Regions from separate parts of the Homo sapiens genome. Here region 1 is linked to region 2. The links are chromatin loops, found by intact Hi-C in ENCODE. Cell type or tissue: heart left ventricle. All regions are shown on one strand.

What was found. Peaks named below come from ENCODE experiments on the same cell type or tissue, not always from the same donor. Only the 100,000 strongest peaks of a DNase experiment are listed, where the experiment ranks them.
Region 1: a loop joins it to region 2, with 2.0 times the contacts of the local background. A loop is called at or near these places in 5 of 110 quality-filtered maps.

What each region holds. Positions count from the first base shown.
Region 1 is chr6:43,834,785-43,842,784 of GRCh38, reverse strand. It overlaps LOC105375070 (a long non-coding RNA gene), which reads right to left. Exons shown (of 3, transcript XR_007059588.1): 2 at 152-274. LOC105375069 (a long non-coding RNA gene) reads left to right here and starts at 3,986. Exons shown (of 3, transcript XR_001744130.1): 1 at 3,986-4,131; 2 at 4,373-4,901; 3 at 5,774-5,853. In heart left ventricle, a CTCF peak has its summit at 4,302 (motif pointing right); a DNase peak (open chromatin) is centred at 3,934.
Region 2 is chr6:43,947,186-43,955,185 of GRCh38, reverse strand. No RefSeq gene overlaps it. Among named protein-coding and RNA genes, the nearest start is that of LINC03040, 49 kb to the left of the region's middle. RefSeq lists an enhancer at 3,539-4,524. In heart left ventricle, CTCF peaks have their summits at 1,255 (motif pointing right), 2,281 (motif pointing right) and 3,726; DNase peaks (open chromatin) are centred at 513, 1,225 and 3,745; H3K27ac peaks cover 2,888 bases; H3K27me3 peaks cover 729 bases.

The DNA of each region.
Region 1 (8,000 bases), 110 kb after region 2:
GTGGGGAGGGTTGTTTGAGCCCAGAAGGTTGAGGCTGCAGTGAGCCATGATCGTGCCACCGTACTCCAGCCTGGGCAACAGAGTGAGACCCTGTCTCAAAAAAGAGAGGAGAAAAGAAACCTATTTGACCTTCACTCAAGGACACCCTCACCTTAAACCTGACCTCTGAGGGGCTTCTGGAGATGCAGCGAGTTTGCTTCCGCCCCTCTGAGCAGCCTGGGACAGTCTTCGGCTACACATCCAGCGTAGGCAAAGTCCTTGGCATTTGTCAGATCTGCAAGGTCAGAGGAGAGGAAAGAGGCATTGGAGCCTTTGATGCAGGATAGCCCACAGAGCCCGCAAAAGTCCTAGAAAGTTTGGCTGCCACCCTAAATCAGAATGAATCACAAAGGATCATTCCAGCCCGGTCCTGCATGAGATCAGGGGTGAGCAAGCTGCGGGTGAACAGAAGTTAAGAATTGGTGAGACACATCAGGCCTGCTCTCCTGCTCAAAGCTGCCGCCTTCAAACAGTCCTCTCTGCCTTGTTATAGTTGTCTAAAAAGGCTTTACTAAAAATCCACTAAAATTAACTCAGTAGGAACTCTTTTTGTAAAAAGAATACTCATCCTTTTGATATATTTTGTGTTGGTGAGGTTTCCATTTTCAGATGACAGGGCCTCTTAATACAGAGTCTACCTTTTTTTTTTTTTTTTTTTTAATAATCAACTTCAATTTTCCACGAAGGGAAGGCAGGGAGGTTGGTTTACAGGTTATCCATAGCAGGAAGTCTAATTCCAGGTAGAGCAGTCAGGCTTTCCATGATTACAGCAAATTGAGTACTGGCATTGTCTGTGTGCCTTTGTAGGAGTGAGAAAATGTTAAAAATGTGATTAGAAATTGCAAACCCCTGGCTCAGGAATGAAATGGTGAAAAACAAGCACAACCTAAAGCATTATCAGATTTAACCAATAGTTTTAATATGCTAACAGGCCCCAGAAGAGACTGCCACCAACAACGTATAAACTTGTGAGCACCGTAATATTGAATCAACATATTGTTGTATCTTTTTTTTTTTTGGTCAGGGATGGGGTGGGGATGGAGCTTCACTCTTGTTGCCCAGGCTGGAGTACAATGGCGTGATCTCGGCTCACCGCCACCTCCACCTCCCAGGTTCAAGCGATTTTCCTGCCTCCACCTCCCAAGTAGCTGGAATTACAGGCATGCACCACCACGCCTGGCTAATTTTTGTATTTTTAGTAGAGATGGGGTTTCTCCATGTTAGCCAGGGTGGTCTCGAACTCCCAACTTCAGGTGATCCACCTGCCTCGGCCTCCCAAGGTGCTGGGATTACAAGCGTGAGCCACCGCACCCTGCCTGAATCAACATATTGAAGGAATATGCAGCTGACCTTAGCAGAGACTTTCAGGAGCCTTTTGCTGGCTGTAGACCAGTCTAGACCATATGGTGGGCTGGCTTCTCCCAACAAACTCCTTGACAGACTCAGGCAGGTATAGGGGAGAGGGGCTTGAAGGCCAAATGATCCCCCAAGAAACTCCATAACAGACTTCTCTGCCCAAACAAATTTGAGAAATGATATGTTCAAATGAAACACACACTCTGTTGGTGAGGCTGAGGAAACAGGCTCAAACTCAGCTGGTGGCCCAGTGACTGGGACCACCCCTTAAGGGGGACAACCTGATGATATCTTTCAAAATTAAAAATGCACACGGTCTTTGACCCAGCAATTCTACTCCCTGGAATTTTTCCTGTTGATGCACTCCCACAAGGAGCAAATGACGTGTGGGGAAGGCTATTTGTTTGCAGCATTGTTTATAATAATAAAAGTCTGGAAACAGCCCAGCTCTCTCAAAAAGGGTCTGGCAAAATAACCTCAGGAGGAGCAGCGAACACTTATTGAGTGCTTACTGCACACCAGGCACTGTCCTAAGCCATTTACAAGCTTTATCTTATTGAATCTCCACAAAATGCTTCAAGGTAGATGATGCTGTTATCTTTGGATCACAAATGAGGAAACTGAGTCACTCAGACATTGAGTAACTGGCTCAACATTAAACAACTGGCTTGAACGAGAGCATTCTGCCTCCAAAGACTATGCTCTTAACCACCTTATTATACAATCTCTTCCAAATAAACATTTGAAACATCTGTTTGGTAGAATAAACTGGAGTGAAGAAAAAGAATGAGCCAGCTATCTGTGCACTCACACCAAATGGTCTCCAGATTATTGTTAAGTGAGAGAAAAAAGTTGCAGAACGGTGTGGAGAAAAGTCATCATTCATGTGGGAGGAAAACAGTTTATAAATGTATATGTTTTAGACTACCTTTAGAAGGATACACAGGAAACTGGTAACTCAGGGGCCTCCAAGAGAAGGACTGAGTAAGTGGCTAGAAGAAAGGTTAGAAGAGAGGCTTACACTTCTGTCTGAATTTGTTTTTAACTTCTTATTTATTTTACTTTTTTATTTTTTTAAGCATACAGAAAAGTTGCAAAAATAAGAACTGCTGATGTCCTTCACCTAGGTTCCCTAATTCTTATTGCGCTTGCATTTTTCACTGTGTCCATATAGTATCTCTTATTTATTTCATTTATTTATTTTTTGGAAATAAGGTCTCACTCTGTCGCCCAGGCTGGAGTGCAGTGGTGCGATCTCGGCTCACAGCAACCTCCGCCTCTCAGGTTCAAGCTATTCTCATGCCTCAGCCTCCCCAGTAGCTGGGATTACAGGCGCCTGCCAACACTCCCAGAAAATTTTTGTATTTTTAGTAGAGATGGGGTTTCACCATGTTGGCCAGGCTGGTCTCAAACTCCTGACCTCAAGCAGTCTGCCTGCTTCGGCCTCCCAAAGTGCTGGGATTATAGGTGTGAGCCTCCACGCCTGAACTAAAATTAATTATTTAAAAATAAGACAATGCTAAACAAGTATTTTCTACTTCATAAATTCTGGGAGATTGTTAAAATGCTAGCTGTTCAAATCTCTCAGAAGCAAGCCAATTGCATAGCATTTTCATGAAGTCTATCTTCAAACTCACCCACCTTCTGGAAGAGACGCCTCCCAACCCAGAAGGATGTGCCTGAGCCAAGGGTCTTAGAGAAGGGGCCCAAGGAAGCTTCCAGAACCATAAGTAAGGCCAGAGGCAGCTGTGCCTCGCTCAGGGGTGGGGTAGGGCAGAGACAGGGCTGAGGTGGCCCACAGGGCTCTTGCCTCCCAAGTGGGTTCTCTCTCCACCCAGCTGCCAGTGAGGACCACAGCAGAGAGGAAAGAAACAGATGCATGCCAAGTGTCCGAACAATGCCAGCAAGCCCTCCCAGTCCTGCTGAGTCTCTTTTATTACCTGCCCAGGCCCTGGTGCCATGGGGCTTAGTGTCTGAGATGGACTGAGGCCTCTCATCCTGTGAACCAGGTGCTGGGGAAAAACCCAGGTATACACACATGGAGGACAGGGGACAGGTCCCCTGCCATCATTAAAGGCATTGCCTCCCCTGAGCACTAGCAGCCACTCAATCCCAGTGCCAGTCACTTGCCCCGTTCCCAGCACAGCCCCTGGGGCCCTGCTGTCCTAAAATCATCTGCTCTGGCTTTTCTGGCGCTTTGCAGGGTTCATCAGGTCTGTTCCACTCGTGTGTTTTTCCTTCCTGCTCCCGCCCTCATCAGGGATCTCTGGGGTTCCCTGAGGGCAGGGCTATGTCTCCCCCTCAGACTGGGGCTCCTCAAGTCAGGAACCTTAGAGAACAAGCGACTGGGCACTGTCCCCTCCTCCCACCCTCCCTTTTGGTTCCAAGGCCAGGTGTTTGAGCAGGCCGTCATTTCACACATCCCAAGTCTGGGCACATGCACCGCCCAAAGCCCCTTGCCTCCCTGAAGGGGAGGCTGAAGGCCAGCCGCTGACACCAGTGGACCCACGGCGGGATCATTGCATAACAGCAGCCTGGCCACAGGATGATTCAGCACTGAGGCCTGCACAGCACTCTGACTTCTGTGGAAGACTCAGGACAGGGCTCCTCAGAATCAACAGACACGAGACCCAAGGATTCCACCTCACCTGGGGACGCGATGTTGCAGCCCTGGCATATTTGGGCCTCTTCTGGCTGCCCTGGGCCTGGCCTCTCTGTGTCTGGACCTGAGTGCAGGTACCTGGCCTGGGTTCCAGCCTGGGCAGGGCCAAGAGAGTCACCCTGCCACCAAAAGCCCACTGTCAGGACTTAGACTGCCCTCAAGCAGGGTTGTGGCCCAGCAGGAAAGTGACCTGGGGCCAGGGAAGGGACCCCAGGGGCAGCCTGGGGCTGGGGGGGGTCAACTTGGCAGTTCTTTTTCAGACCACTAGATGTCACTTCCATTTCAAAGGAACCCACTGGTTGGAATTTTCCCCAGTCAGGTCCCCACAGCCTTCAAGTCTTAAAGACACACAGACCACAAAAGAAAACTTCATTTTCCCCGGAGGACCAAGACACTGGAAACCTGGCCAGGAGCTGCCCCCAACCCTCAGCTGAAGCTTCCAGGGGCTCCATAACATCCCATCCCAACCCTGGAAAGAGCCAGAGGTGATGGAACTCCATCTCCCCATCCCCCACCTGTCCTACAGGTTAGTATGGGGATGGTATTTTCTGAAATGAACAAAAAAATGAAAGACGTGATGAAATGAATGTGAGTGCATTTGAGGGGGACGATGTTTGAAACAGGGGACATATATGCCAAAGATCCTCTTCAGGGCCAGGAGATTCCAGGTTCATCAAGGTCATGTTGTCCATCCCCAGGCTTCAGACTATCCTCAAAAAGTTCGGGTAAGGCAGCGCTGAAGGGAAGTTCCAGGGACCTTGCTTTCTCCACTCCAGTCCCCAATATTCAGTCAACATCTCTTGGCTGGCTGGGGCTGATTATTATAAAGTACAACCTTTGTGAGGTAAGTATAAAGATAACCCCATTTGACAAATGAAGACACAGAGGTATGGAGAGGGTTAAGTGAGAAAGTTCTCCCCAAGCCTCTTGCTGCTGTCCCATCTCAGCTCCCCACAGAAATGCGGCATGGATTCAGCTGGTTGGTTTATCTACAGCTCAGGTTGCTGCTTAAAGACTCATTCTCTTTAGTTCATTTGTACTGGCTTTTACCCAGTGGTTTTCAAACTTGGCTGCCCATTAGAATCACCTGGGGAACTTTCAAAAATTCTGATGCATGGCTGGGCACAGTGGCTCACACCTGTAATCTCAGCACTTTGGGAGGCCAAGACGGGAAGATGGCTTGAGCTCAGGAGTTTAAAACCAGCCTAGGCAATAGAGTGAGACCTTGTCTCTATTAAAAATTTAAAAATTAGCCGGGTATAGTGGCATGCACCTATAGTCCTTGGTGCTACTTGGGAGGCTAAGGTGGGAGAATTGAACCCAAGAGGTCGAGCCTGTAGTGAGCCGTGATCGTGCCACTGCACTCCAGCCTGGGGGACAGACTGAGACCTTGTCTAAAAAAACATCTGATGCCCTGGTCACCCCATATAAATTAATTCAGAATGCAGGAGGGTTGGAGTAAGTCAGGCATCAGTATGCTCTTGTAAATGTCCAGGTAATTCCAATGAGTGGCCAAGTCTGTGGACCATTATTTAACCACTCCCCCAACCTACCCTCAGCCAACACTGAGGGTTTACCTACAGGCCTGGCAGGGTGAGATTGGAAAGGCTGTGTTGCTATTAATGATTATTTAATCACATTTAATAATAGGATACCCAGAAACAAATACCTCACATACTGTAAGGCAGGAGGGCATGCATTGTTACTTTCCCGCAGAGGGAAGACTGACGTTCAAAGAAGTGAAGCAACTCACCCAGCGAATAAGTGAGTAGAACAAGGGCTAACACCCAAGTCTTCTTAGTTCTCAGACAAATGCTCCTGCCTCTTCATTATGCCTCCGAGATAAGGTGAGCTGCTTCCAGAGCAGTTAGCATCATACATAGAAAACTGTTCATTGTCAGTATCTGACCTCTAGCCCCAACCACTTATCAACAGCCAGTCATAACCACAGCTGACCCTTTATCTTGACTACAAGCTTGCTTTACCCTGGCTACCACTTGACCCCTAACCCTGGCCACTGCTGGCCCCTAATTGAGACCACAAGCTATCCCTAATGCCAGCCATGTTCAGCACTGGCCAGAATATGGAGGGCTCAGGCTACCCAGTCACCAAACCAGGGAATACCTCTGTGTCGTGTCATAATTACTAATGATAATAAGCACGTGGGGCCTGTGTGCCAGACAGGGTTTCAATATGTCTCTACGAACTATCAGGTCAGATCTAAAGGCTTCCCCAAAGTTTCTCTTTCTTGTAAGGCTCGCCCTTTCCTGCTCCGATCTCTCTCTTTCACACACACACACACACACACACCTCCTTGCTCCTGCAGTTCCCCAGGCCTGGAATGCCCTTCCTCCTCCCCACTCTCCAGGATCCCCTCAAGGCCTTCCTCCCAAGGAAGCCTACAGGGCCCCCAGGGTCCCACATAGCCCAGGCTTACGGACCCCTTCAGTAGGTGTCACCAGGCCCAAGAGAGCAAAGTCACTCAGCTTAGCATCTTCTCTCCTTTCTCACAAGGTCAGGAAGGTCAGGGCCGCCCAGCAGGGGTGACAGTCAGATGTCAGGGGACACTCACCCGCACAGGCACTCACATACGCACACATGCTCACCAAGTGTGTTTATAGAGTTCTGGGCAACTGTAAACTTGGCTCACTCCAGCTGCCCCCAGGAGAGGGAAAACCATAAACACCTCCTGCTCCCACCAGTTTCCCTCGACAAGGCGAGTCACCTCCCAGGACCTGGACACCCACCATTATAGGGAACTGGCTGTACTCATCGACTCTACTCAGTGAGCAATGCCCAGCCTCAGTCACATCCCCAACACAGGGGAAGCGCCCCAGGCCCCTGCCATAGCCCTCCTGAGTCTTTGCAACCCTGGGAATGCCTCACCCTTCTCTTCCCTCGCCACCTTCAAAGGGCCACTCTCGGTCTTACCTCTAAGACACTCCCACTGATCTCCTTACTACATACTGAGTACTTTCTGGAAGGGGCTTTAAGACAAAAAGCCTTTGGGATGAGACCTAATATTCACTCTTAGAAATCCATTCCCCTGGGTCAAGCAGTGCTCTTTCCTCTGGAAGGGTTGTCTCAATGGGTCTCTGGATCTCTATGTGACTGTGCTGCAGCAGAGGCAGCTGGTATACAGGTGGGTACCACCTGGAGCATGAATTCTGGCTCTAAGTGTGGCACCACCTGCTTGGGCGGTACACTCTCTGAATGCGCAGTGAGGAACGGACTGCAAATCTCTAGGGTCCCTCCAGCTCTAGTAGCCAGTGGTTTCTCCTTCCAATCAAGGATTTTTATTGGGAAGTCACACAATTGATCTTGCTACTTTGAAATGTTGCCGTAACTTTAAAGGAGAAGTCCTACTGAGGCAGGCCTAAAGCGTAATAAAATTAGGTTAGCTGTAGGGAGGAACTTCCAAGACCGTGCATTACAAGGCACAGAGGATTGTAAAGCAAAACCAAAGAATATCTCTTCTGGAAATCTTTTAAAATGCAAGAAAGATATTCCTCAAAGGCCGAGTCTGACTTTGCTGGATATTTGGGGCCTTTTATTACTATTGAAAGGGGAGAGAGTGTGACCTTTCCTCAAGCCAGGAAAGGGTTGGGGGGGCCTTGATGGAGTTCCCAGTGCCAAAGGATAGAGAGCTGAATGGACCCAGGGCCTCACCCCTACCTCCTCCATTGTCCCCTGTTCCCCTTAATGAAGGCTCAGACCAGAACAACCAATGAGGCTTGGAAAATCCGCCTGTTGTGTGAGGGGATTTTCCATAAATCTCCCTCATTCAGGCAGCGACAGCCCCGTGCCCTGTGGAGGGAGGGCTGCCTGGCTGCTGGGGACCCTTGTTAAGAACAGGTGCTTTCTAGCCAGATCCCTGTTCCTCTGGGCCCCTCAGCCACCTAGGGGCTTTTGTAGGGAGGTAGTGAGGAAACCCACCCAGGCT
Region 2 (8,000 bases):
AGCCATCTCGGGGACAAATGGTGGTCATCCAAGGTAGTTGAACTTGCTTCCCTGGGACAGCCAGCACTGCTCATCTGGGCAGGGACTCTGCCCCTAGGGATGCAGGCCTGGCAGTTCCATCAGCAGGCTCGGGGTGGGAAGCCAGTTGCCCTCTACACTGGCTTCAAGTCACTAGAAGCCTGCCAGACACTCAGAAGGAAGGTCTCGCAGAGCCAAGAGAATGATCAGTTTCCTCAGGGCAGGGCTGCCGGGGAGGGTCACCCAGTAAGAAGCTGGCTCCTGATCCAGAAGCCCAGGCTGCAGAGGGCTGGGGCCTGTGTTCTCCTCCACCCCCTGAGCACTCACTTAGAAGACAAGGAGTCAGAGAGCAGCCCCATCCCCTTGGGCACTGCCCCTCTCCTTGGAGCGGGCACATAGAGAGGCCTGTGCCCGTGAGCTGAAGGTCAGTGTGCTCGGCAGGCACTGTGGGGTGGGGGAGGGTGGAGGGCAGAGGGGAGAGCTGGGCTGACAGTCACGTACGCTGATGTCACTGGTCACTCCGCCTCCCTGAGGTATCGCTTTCCTCATGGCCAAGCCTGCAGCTGAGTTCAGGGGGGCAGTCACGTCCCATCCCTGGCACAGCTCTTTAGGCCACTCACTGCACTGCCTCCAGGGCTGCTGAGGTCAGGGTGGCACTTACCAGCACTACCCAGTGTCAGCTCTGCTCTGACAGCAGGGTGGAGGAGCCTAGGGAGTGGGGAGAGTGGCGGGGACAGGTGTCTGGGGGCTGGGAGTGGCCAGGCTGCTGAGAAAGTGCCCCAGGATGCCTTGGGGGCTGGCCCAGCCTGGGGGGCTAAGCTGGGCTTCTATCACAGGTGAGCAGAGGGACAAACCAGGAGCTCCCAGTCTGAAGGAGAAAGACAGAACCCTTGCCCTCAGGGAGTTTCCAGTCTGATGGGAGAGTCAGCCCCTGCTTATAGGGAGCTCCCTGCCCCATGAGGAGACCCAGCCCCTGTCTGCAGATGCAGCCGTTGTGTCTGGGCTGAGTGTGGTAGTGGCGGTGGTCAAAGCTCCTTCCTATTCTCTTCCCCATGTAAGGTTCCCAGGTCACCCAGATTAGGTCCTCTGGAAGATCCTGTCCCTTGACACGTTGAGGACCTGGCAGGTGCCCTGCATGTGACTGCCCCGCATGCAATGTGGGGGGGCTGCCAGAGCCCAAGTGCAGACAGACGGAGGCGTCCCTGTGTCTGAGCTCGTCCTTGGGGCTGGGTCCAGCAGAGGGAGCTGCCAGCCAGCAGGAGCTGAGTCAAGCTGTCCCTGACCCCTGAGATGGCCTTGAGAAACTCCCACCGCTCACCCAGGGTAGGGGATTCACCCCATGATGGGAGCTAAAGGGCCTAGATTTTTCCCATGGTTGGAACTGAAGTGCCTAACAGCATATATGGGAGCCCAGGCTGCTTCAGCCCACCCCATCAACCCGTGCTGTCCCCATGGAGACCGCTCTGCAGAATCACAAGTTCTTAATTCTTCCAACTGAGCCTATGGAGTCCTTCTCACCATCCCCGGGGTAGACAGTAATGCAAGGAATCAGACCTAGGTGTGAGTTCTCCTCCCTCCCTTACTAGCTCTGTGACTCTAGGCAAGTTAAGTAACCTCTCTGGGTCTTGGTTTCTTCCTCTGCTGCTTCATGGGCTGCTGTAAAGGGGAAGTGCATGAAATTTGCCAGGCACATAGTAGGTGCCCAGTTAAGGTAACTTCCCTTTCCTAACAGACACATCAAGCTGCATCCAGAATGAGGTGGCACTAAGGGAACAAGGGGCATGACCCTTGGCTCTTCCCTCGGCACCCTGCCTTGCAGCCCTTCCACTCATGTGCCCATGGCTGTAGGTCAGGTCACCCCCCAGCAAGACTTACTGGCCACTTGCCACCCCCATGGAGACCATGCTGCAGTCTCCTTGGGGTTTGTAGATTCTGAATATTGCCTCCCTTTCCTATTCAGCATATTTACTGAAAACTTTCTATGTGCCAGACCCTGTTCTAGGCACTAGAACGGCAGTGAGCAAAATTGACAAAAGTCCCTGACTTCATGGAGCTGGCATTCAAGTGCAGGGTGACAAACATTAAACACAATTTTAGAGGGTGGTAGGTGCACTGGAGAAAGATAAAGGGAAAGGGGACAGGAGTGAAGGGTGTAGGGTGTGATGCAATTTTAAATGGGGAGGTCAAGGAAGGCCACCCTGAGAGGATAACATTTGAGTAAAGACTTGAAACTGGGAGCCATGTGCATGACTGGAGGAGAACATGCCCTGTAGGGGGAGCAGCACATGCAAAGGCCCCGGGGTGGAAACAGAGCTGTTTATTGGAGGAATAGCAAGGAGACCAGTGTGGAATGAATGAGGGAGAGTAGTGGGAGGTGAGATCAGAGAAGTAGGAGGGACTAGATTTTGTAGGGGCTGGTGGTAGGCCATTGTCAGAACTTTGGCAATGTCCACAAATGTGGACACAGAGAAGGAACAGGAAACTTCCATTTTCCTGATGGATAATGGGACAGTATGGAAATGCCACCTGTTTAATAAAGATGAGCCCAGAACTCCCAAAATTGGCACTGGAAGTACCTTCCTGACTAAGAGCGGCAGCTTGGTGCCTGGATCTGCCCCATGGGGGTCTCTCGCCAGATTCTGATGCCATCTCACAGTGGTCTTGTGGGGAGAGGTATGAGCCTGTTCAAGGGAGTGTCCACCACAGCCTGAGGGCAGGCGTGTGTCTTGTTGATCCTACATCTTACAGGCACTGAAAGAAGGAAGGAGTGAATGAATGAATGATGGACACAGGTGCTGTCCTTTAATTCTTTTTAGCACCAGGGACCAGGCTGGAGTATTTAAAAAGCCAAAGGCAGTAAACTCAGAGAGATAAGGCCTTTGAGGTGGTGTGGCTGACAATGCATTGCCTAAGCCTGCTCTTTTTCCACTTGGAGGCCCCCTACAGGGTGCCTCTGCTGGCTTCTGGGTGGCATCTCTGTGGCCAAAGCCCCATGACACTCACTCCTGCAACACAGACTCATCTCAGACACCCAGCACCTTCAGAGGCTGAGCTGGGAGTCAGGATTCCCACCTCCTGAAATCCAGCATCTTGTCTGAGGCCTTCTCTTTCTTCCCTGAGCCCCACCAGAAGGAGCCGCCTCTTTGTGGGGAGTTCCCCCATACCCCCACCCCACACACAAAGTCCGGCCTCATGGCCCTCACCCAAATGACCCTAATCTCAGTTGGCATCAGACAAGAGCTGCCTCAGGCAGGGGTGGGGAGTGGCCTAGAGTAGAGGAATATTACTAATGACACCACCACAGTAGCGGCAACTCACACTCACAAACACTGCCCTTGTGTCAGACTGTCCTAACCACGCCATCCGCATGATCTCATTTAGCCCTGAGAGGCCTCCATGAGCTGCCTGAGGGAATGGGGGCCCCAAGAGATCAAGGGACTTGTCTCTGAGGGGCACTTCCAGGTGCTCTACCCTGGGTGGGGGTGAAAGCTCTGGCAGGGCCCTGGCCCAGAACTGATTCTTCCAGCTGCTGCTAGGCCGCCCTGCAGCAGCCAGGCAGAGGGGTTCATCCCAGGGCACCCCTATCTCCTGTGCGACCCAAGCTAAGTATGTCAAACTCCAGCCCCATCCTTCAGAGCAGGACCCTGAGCAGCCCCCTCCTGTCTCTGGCTGCACTGCAAGGACAGCAGAGTTGGCTGCCAGGGCTCGGGCCGCCCCCAGGGTGTGCTGCTGCTCCTCTGGACTGCCAAGGCTGCCTGCCTGCTCACCCTTCACCTCTGGGCCAGCTGGGCCCGCCAGGGAGAGGTGCTGTAAGCAGGGACAAGCCCAACTTCCCTCTCAGGCTGAGAATGTGTCTCCTGCCTGCAGAGAACAGATGTGGGGACCCACATGTACAGAGGAAGACTTGGAGACTTCCAGAGCCCATGCCTCCTGCCCTGGGAGAGGTTGCTGGAGAGCTGGGCCCTGCTTGCTATGAACCCTGACCATTCCAGGCTTTACTTGCCCTTCCCAGGCTAGCACAGCTGCTGCCCTGCCTGCCCAGCTCATGGCAGGTAAGACCACATGTTGCAGGAAAACTGCAAACTGCAAACAGGGGCTTCTCCCAATTCACCCCCTGCATTCTCCTCTCCCTCTGCATCTGCATGCCCATGCCACCCCTTCCCTTCAAGGGCCTGTCCTGGAACCCAACAGCTGGATGATGCCCACTTCCTTCTGAACGTGGAATGCCGGGAACCATACCTCTCACATGGCCACAGCTCGCCTTCCTCTTGATTTCTAGTCATTCATGCACAGGTTGGACTGCTAAACATGGAGACAAGCCTGGGGGGACAAGACTGATGAGATATGAGTCCACTCAGCAACAGGGCTTGATATAGAGCCCTGTTCTTCCTACTGCCTCTTCTTTCTAGAAAACAGTGAGATAGAAGTAGGTGAGGAGTAAGGGAGTGAGACCGGGGCTGAGGGCTTGGGGAACAATAGAAAGAACCTGGGCTGGGAGAACACAGACCTGGGGTTGTGCCCTGGCTCTCCCTAACTGCTCCTACCCCCATGCCCCTCCCGTTTAAACATTTGAGAAAAGAAGTGATGCCTCTAGGGTCTCAGGCTTAGTCTACCCATCAGACAAAGGCTCCACTCATCTCAGAACCCAGAGCTGGCAGGATGGGAGCCAGAGACCTGATGGAGGTCATGAAACTGGCAGAGAGAAAACTCGCAGAAGTGGCCCACCCTGTGGCCTGGGCGCGTGCAGCTGCCTGATTCACAGCCCCTCCTGGCAAAGCCTTCATGAAGCCTTCGTGCGTCTTCTCCAGAGCTGGGTTGGAGGCTGCTTTGCGATCCCAGAACCTAATGGAGGGTCTGGCCTAGAACATGCCCATAATACTTGATTGTTGAACAAACGAGGCGGAGTTGAATGGGGTCCTTGCCCACACCCACATCAGCTGGCACTGACAGTAGCCTTATCATTGAGAAGGCTCAGCAGTGAGCACAAGGAGGTGGGCCTGAGGATGATGGGCGTCCTGGACTCCAGGAAAGCGGTTTGCTGGTAAGCAGTTCCATGGAAAAGAAAGGATCCCATGGCTTTACACTTTGGAAGGCTTGGAGAACCCGGAGAGACACCAGGTTTTGCAGTGGAGCCCTTCCTCGCCCATCTTGGCCAAATAGAAGGAGGTGGGTGCAGGGTGCTAAAAAGCCCTCCATTTTGAAAGTCCATGTTCAAAATCTGGCAAAATGGACTTAGGCCAAATACCAGTGCATGGCTCACCCTGGAGGAAGGAGCTGAGATCTCAGGGATGAAGACCTCAAATTGCATTCTTTCTTTTAGCTCTGTTGGAGCAAAAAATAGCCCCAACTTCTCCCCCACAGGGGGGACAAGCCAACAGCAGAGAAGAGTGAATCCGATGGGTGAGTCCCAGAAAAGACAAGAGATGTTAGGATTGAGCAAGCCCCCTTCATGGGGCCAAGTCTGGGGCTAGAGGGACTTTCATTTCCAGTGCTGAAAGACCTCCTGCTCATAAGCACAGAAACCTCAGCTACAGACGGAAGGCAGAAAGCCAAAGCTGGGCTGAGCATGTTCTAATGTATAAAAGTGTGAAGACTCTATTTAGGAAATGACAGACTTCTGAGCTTGAAGTCAATTCCCAGTGAATACTTGAGAGTTGATTATTATGTGAATTCATAGATAAAGAAGACAGATGGACAGACAGATAAATAGTAGAACCCTTCTGCTTACATGTAATTTCATATATTCTTAAAACATGGAGAGATGGGTTTTGTTACCATAGTTGGCAAGTGAGGAACCTGAGGCATTTGGAGGTTAAGTAATTTGCCCCAAACCACATCGCTAGAACTGGGCAGGACAGGCCCCCAGCTCTGTTGACCACAAATTCCAGGGATTTCCTCTCCAGACCCTCCAGCTGGTTCTACTGGAAGCAAACAATGCCGTGCTAACCAGCCTCAGCTCTTTCTCACTGGGATGCTGGACTGCTGGAGGTGAGAATGCTGAGTTTTGGCCAAGAGGGTAATATAGGCCTGTTAGGATATGCTAGTGAGGCCAGCTCCCATGCTAACAGCAGGGACTCAACCATGGTGACAAATGATGAATGGACACCTGGAATTCTCTAGGGCTTGTTTCACGGCCCTTGTCCTTGGCCCCATCCCCCTCAACATTTTTATCAATTGCTTGAATGGAGACCTGAGAAGCTCCCCTCCCTCTGTTTGCAGATGACCCACAGCTGAGAGGAGCAGGCTTGGCAGCACAATGAGGATTCAAAATTAGCCTGACAGTGCCTGGAACAATGGGTAAAACCAACAAGAGAGATCAACAGTAGGCATAAGTGACAAGTCCAGCTCTAGGGAGAGAAAAAAATCAAGTCAAAAGGCACATGGGGATTGATCCTACAGAAATGCTGACTTATGTGCAAAAGGAGTCCTGGCAACATGGCCTTAAATGCTGCAAAGGCCTAGAAACAACCAAAATGTCCACCAGTAGGGGATTGGTTGAATACTTTAGGTAGATCCACACAATGGAAGGCTATGGGCCTGATACAGAGAATGAGCCAAGGAATTATGTACGGATAAGGAAAATTCCCCAAGATACCTGGTTAAGTGAAAAAGCAAGGTGCCCGACAGTGCACACTGATAGTGTAGACTATGCAGCTCTTTGTATGATTAGGAATGTGTGTCTCCGTTTGTATATGTACAGATCATCTGCAGACAGATACACAAGAAAAGTGTATCTGAAAAGTGGCTGGCTGGGGTCTTGCTTTGTACTGTATGTATATCTTTTGTGTATTTTTTTGTGCCATATATATATTTGTGTGTGTGTGTGTGTGTGTGTGTGTGTAAATGGATAAAGCAGCCCTTGTATCAATTCTAGTGAAAAAGACCTGTAAGTCTGGCCCACCATAAACTCACTGAGCGCTAATTAAAAACAAAAACAAACAAACAAACAAAAAACACCAAACTGACTGTAATGTGAGGTTATACCCACAGGAACACAGGGCCCTGACAGGAGGTATATGTTCTGCTATGCTCTGAGCTGGTCAGGCTGTACTCGGAGTGTGGGGTCTCTCTGAGGAGCCATGTTTGAGGAGAAACATTGGCAGTTAGAACAGACCTAGGGGAACAGCTTGGCTGGGGTGGGAGCAGGGTAGAGGAGAGAACCTTGGTGGGCTTGGAGATGCTGGAGGAATGGAGAGCTATCGAGTTTGGACAAGATGCCTGTGCCTGTGGGATGGGAGAGGAATATGCTGACTCTCTCTGGTTTACTAAAGGACTGGCATGCAGAAGCAGGAGGAACCTGATTATTTTATTTGTTCTGAAGAACAGAACTTGGATCAATGGTTTGGAAGGTACAGAGAGGTAAATCTTGGCCTTAGGAAGTCCTATCAAGAATTGGAACAGCCCACTAGTACAGGAATGGGCTCCCATCACCAGGTGTTTTCAGGTAGCCACTGTGATCATCTATCTAGGATGTTGGAGTGAGCATTGACAATCACCAGGGCCCATATTCTTGGGCTCACTACAGGCTTATTGAAACTGAATCCCTGTAGTTAAAGTCTAGAAATCTGCTTTACTTATTTATTTTTACCTCAGATATAGATAATTGATTCAATTATACTCATTGATTCCCAGCATCCTAACAGTAGTCTATTCAAAGCCCCCTTGAAATGTTACTTTTCATTGTATTTTTTCTCCTTCACCTACATTTCCACTCTCATTCTTCCCGCCTTCCGACCAGACCTAGACCTTCATTCTATGTGTTTGATATAGGTCTTTAAATATGCATCTTCTTTGTATGCCGGGTGGTGGTGTTTTCTGCATGTTTTATAATTTATATAAATGGTACTATGCTGTAATTCTCCTTCTGTTTCTCACTTTTTTCATTCAACATTGCTATTAAGATCTATGTCTGTACATCTGGCCTGTTTCTAACTGCCACTTGGAAAGAAGCCACCCACCTTACTTATCTACTCCTCCAGGGA